Linked DNA regions of Homo sapiens: region 2 is linked to region 1. The links are chromatin loops, found by intact Hi-C in ENCODE. Cell type or tissue: dorsolateral prefrontal cortex. All regions are shown on one strand.

Region 1 (2,500 bases):
AGAATCAATAAAATAAATTAGCTGAAGTAACAGCTGAGCTAATCATGAGAATGTTTAAAATGATAAGAACTTGAATTAAAGTTTTTCTAAGTGCCAATGGATTTAACTAACTACCATATGCTGTTCCACTTTGAGCAACAGGTCTAGTTATCAAGTCTCCTATTGTCCAAGGTGAAGAAAGTCAGGTGGAAGAGTTTCTGGGGCCAGTAATAAAAATTAGAAGATCCATAACACTTTGTGATCCCTTTCCAATACACTGTATAATGAAAAGATCAGATTTATGTTGAAACAAGAAAGAGAATGTATTCCATTAAAAGAAAAACAAAAACTGCAGTTTCACTCTATATCTTCCATAAAGAATGGATTTTCCTGTATCGATATCACTACAGTTTTTAAATTTCATTCTTATTTATGCTCTAATTAATCAAGATAACATAACCCATCCTAAAGTTAAGCTTTATCTAGGCAACTTTTCTAATGTTTTCATTAACTTTCTTTAAATTGCCAGCATGGTGAAGATGTAATGTGTCACCTAGGCCCTTGTCTTTATTTCAGTCTGTAGTGGTGGAAGCCACAAAACTTATACACCATATTATCCACTGCAATGAGAATACAGCTAGCCCCAAATCAAATGCTTTTCTTTCCTCAAAGCCTCAACAATGTTGCCCTCCCCCCCTATAAATTAGCAGTGTTTAGAAGGAGACTTGTGCACATTCTATAGATTATTTTAAGGAAAAGCTCTGTCATCCATAATACATTTGGGCTTCTTTCTAGTTGAAGATTTATAATTTTTTTATTGATGGGTTATGAATATTGACACAGGAGATATTCATTGTTTATTGAAGGCTTGTTTACATAAAAGATCTTCACAGGCTACCCCCTAAGTCTAGAGGTCCTAAACCAGTGTCAGGGAGCTGTCTGGGTATTTTTTCCCACGTATTGCACTGCCATTCTACCAACAATAGAGGCCCATTAACGTTTGGCCCTTCAAGTTACTGCAGCCCAAGCCTCAGTGGCAGGACGTCTGCCCAATATGTAAAATAACGGAATGAATGGATTCCTTGGAAACAATGATAACAAGACCTGGCTGAGCTAACTGTGACAGCATGTGGTAATTTTCCAGCCCGCTGGCCCTGTAAAGGAAACTGGAACACAAAGCATAGACTGCGGGGCGGGCCAGCCTGAATAGCTGCAAACAAGTGCAGAATATCTGATGATGTCATACGCACAGTTTGACAGATGGGGCTGGACAATTTTTCCCCCTTTAAACGTGTTCTTAACTATTTGTATTCCACTGGCTTCTCACTTGGGAAGTTCAATCCTGTAATCACCTGCTTGAAAGACTAAACAAACCTTAACTGTCATGTGCTTGATTCAAGTACCACCAGTTTTATGAAGAAAAATGATATCCATTATTAGTGGCTGAATGCTGAGGGGAGCAGTGGGGGAGAGGGTGTTGCTGTGGATTAATGCATCATCTCTGCTTTCAGCTGTGGGCCAGGTTTTGAGTCTAGCTCTGACTGAATCCTGCCATACACTTTGAATAGCATAATGAAGTATTGTTATTGCCTCAGTCTAGTCATTACATCAGGGAAACAGACATCTAAAGTTATCAAAACTGATTACTAGCTGAGCTTTTGTGTCCATAAAATAAATGCATTAAAAAGAAGGCTTTTTTTTTGTTGTTCTTATGGGTGTTCTATCAAGGTTGGATGTTTTAGTGTTTATAGCACTATGTGTCACTGTGTGTAAGTTGGTGTTAGGGTATATCTGTAGTCAGTACTCTCCCAAAACATGCCCATATGTGGATCTGCATGCGTGTGTGTTTAAGCTGGTGCATGGGAGACAGAGAAAATGAAGATTGACAACATTTATAAAAATGAGACACAACTCAATTAAAATTCACCGAAAATAGTAAATGAACCAGAGTACTCAGTTTAATTGTAATGACACAAGACTGTCTTTTTCTACCCTTCAAATAAGTAGCTGCTTTGGATCTCACATGTCTTCACCATTTTATTCATTTGGTTCTTTTTATTTACTTTTCAAGGAATTTATGTAAATATATGTAGGCTACAAAATAGGTCTCAGATACAGCCTGATTCTGTAATCTTTTCATCAAATAGCTAACCAAAGAGAGATAGCCAAAGGATTCTGTTTATGGAGAAGTGAGATCTGTTCCACAGAAAAGCATGGCGCACTGCCTAGCCTATAGACACAAGAATAATAGAAATAGCATAAAATTAAAAATTAATGATTAGGTTTTACAAAATATCTTTTCAACTAGGAGAGCACCACACCCTAAACTATGGTCTTTAGATTCTCCCAGATTATAGAAGGTTTACAGAAGCTATCCCAAACTTACCTTCCCCTGTCTTAAGTAACATAGTTGTTGGGTAGGAAAATAAAAAGGTGATACATGTAAGCAAAGGGAATTCTCACTTTCACCCTTGAAGAATCACTACGCTCCGCTTACCTCTACCCACAACCTCCACCAACA
Region 2 (2,500 bases), 150 kb after region 1:
ATTGTGCTAATGCTGAGAGAAAGTCAACAGTGATTAAGATAATATTCTTATTTTTAAGGTTATTAAAACCAGTTGGGGATACTGTAATACATTTAAAGAAAGAAAATGCAGGATGGAGAAGATTGTCATTTATTTTATACCTATGTGGTAGGTACTACAATGCAATTAGGCAAAACTTTGGGAAATTGAAATTGAATCTAAGAGATGGTGTCTTGTCCAAAGTCACACAAACGGGTAGAGAACAAGGATTCTAACCTAGATCTTTCTGAGCCTTCTTTCTCCTACTCTATTTCCCAGTGTTCAGATAACACTATGTGGTGAGAATTATTTTTTCAAAAACTAATACAAAGTACTACAAAAATTGAGAAAAGATAGCTTGTGAACGAGGCCATCAGAGAAGGCTTCTTGAAATATATGGTGAAATGTATGGTGAAATCTCCTTCCTTGAAGAAGGAGAGAATTTAGAATGAAAGAAGAGTGGGCCATAAAAATCTTGTTGTGAGTTATTTTTTTCTGTCTGGAGACTCACTACGCCTTTGTTTTAGCACTTCCAAAAAGGAGAACTACTCTTTAAAATGACTAAACTTGGACAGCTTGCACCATTAAGTAGCAACATTCATTTTTCTCAAACACTGCAGTTCACCTGTCTCACTGAAAGATATTATTAAGCCATCACCATATAAGCATCCTTCATCTTGAATTTCCTTTTTGGCTTTATACCTACATCCAGTGATATCTTTCCTGCAAAGGGCCTAAAGCACTTAAAAACAGATGATATTATTACTATTTTACCAACAATGACATTGAATTGTATCCACTATGTCTAACACTGTCTGTCCCTGGAATTATCATATGTACTAGTGATAAGGATTATTCTTTATGAACAGAAAAAACACAGGTGCACTGAGCCTTCCCAGGTAATGAAATAAGGCAGAATTGCTTTATAAATACAGAGTAGATGTGCAATAAATAGTGAATAAGATCAACTCTAACAACACATCAACATCCTCAAAAGCAACCTAGCTGAGGGTCCCACTTCTTTTCATTCTGAGTCTATTAATCCTGTCAGTCTTCAACTGCCTTCCATAGCCGTCATAGGAAAGCCCAAATTCATCAGCATGGCATCTAGGGTCGCTCCACAGTTTGACACTAGTCTGGACTGACATTTCCCAAAGTCTCTTCCTTATGTAAGTCTAAGTTAGTTGGATACAAGAGAAAGTGCCCAAGGAACTCCCAAGGAAGCCAAAAGTGCAGCAGGAGCTATGATGTCATGAAGGTTAGTGGGTATTGGTGCCAGGCTCCATCACCACTCACACACTCTATGCCAGTCTGCTGGATCACCTTCTGCAGGGTACTTACATCAAAGTTGAAGGCAGTGATAGATGAAGGTTCCAAATTGTTCTCATGTGCTCCCATTTGTCTTCTCTCTCCTCCTCTTTGCGTCCAGCTTCTTTTCCAAACTGCTGATCCTGCTGACCTTCACGCCCACCCCCAGAAGCGTAGCCAACAATCTTCCATAGACTTCTTCAGCTCTGATAATTATATGAGGTCTAATCCCTATAATAAACTCCTTATTTCATATTATTCTTACTGTGTCTCTTTCCCTGATAATGCTCTAATAAATACACTAACCTATATACCTGCAACGGACTGAATGTCTAAACTCCTCCAAAATTCATGTGTCAAATTCTAACCCTACATTACAGTATCAGGAGGTAAGGCCTAATATGTTTGGCTTTGTGTCCCCACCCAAATCTCATCTTGAATTCCCATAATCCCCATGTGTCTTGGGAGGGACCCAGTGGAAGGTAATTGAATCATGAATGTGCTTACCCTCATGCTGTTCTCACAATAGCGAGCAAGTTCTCACAAGATCTGAAGGTTTTTTAAGGAGATTTTCCCCCTTTGCTCAGCACTTCTCCTTCCTGCTGCCCCCTGAAGAAGGTGCCTTTCTTCCCCTTTGCTTTCTGCCATGATTGTAAGTTTCCTAAGGCCTTCCCAGCCATGCAAAACTGTGAGCCAATTAAACCTCTTTTATTTATAAATTACCCAGTCTTGGGTATTTCTTCATAGCAGTATGAGAACAGACTAATACAGGGTCTTTAGGAGGTTACTACGTTACATACTATGTTACAGATTAGTGTCCTTAGAAAGGTACCCTAGAGAGCTCTCTCACCCTCTTTTCATCATGTGAGGATATGCTGAGAAGTCAGCATGCAATCAGCAACCCAGAAAAGGGACCACATTCGAACCCAATCACTCTGGCACCTGGATCTCAGACTTCCAACCTTCAGAAACCAATTTCTGTTGTTTATAAGCCACCTAGCCTATAGTACCTCATTATAACAGCCTGAACTAAGACAGTACCCTTAATCATCTTTATATTCCATTCTTCCTCAAAAGAGAAGTAATGATAACTTCTCTTTATATTCCACAACTCAAAGAGAAGTTATCATTCAATTTCATTCTATTGCTTCCCCCTAGGATGCCATTCCTTGCT

The links. Peaks named below come from ENCODE experiments on the same cell type or tissue, not always from the same donor. Only the 100,000 strongest peaks of a DNase experiment are listed, where the experiment ranks them.
Region 2: a loop joins it to region 1, with 2.4 times the contacts of the local background. A loop is called at or near these places in 1 of 110 quality-filtered maps.

The regions. Positions count from the first base shown.
Region 1 is chr5:87,943,632-87,946,131 of GRCh38, forward strand. No RefSeq gene overlaps it. Among named protein-coding and RNA genes, the nearest start is that of LINC02144, 210 kb to the left of the region's middle. RefSeq lists an enhancer at 494-2,197. In dorsolateral prefrontal cortex, CTCF peaks have their summits at 1,094 and 1,293; a DNase peak (open chromatin) is centred at 1,150; H3K4me3 peaks cover 618 bases; H3K27ac peaks cover 1,993 bases.
Region 2 is chr5:88,096,129-88,098,628 of GRCh38, forward strand. No RefSeq gene overlaps it. Among named protein-coding and RNA genes, the nearest start is that of TMEM161B, 170 kb to the right of the region's middle. In dorsolateral prefrontal cortex, no CTCF peak of the experiment used is centred here; no DNase peak of the experiment used is centred here.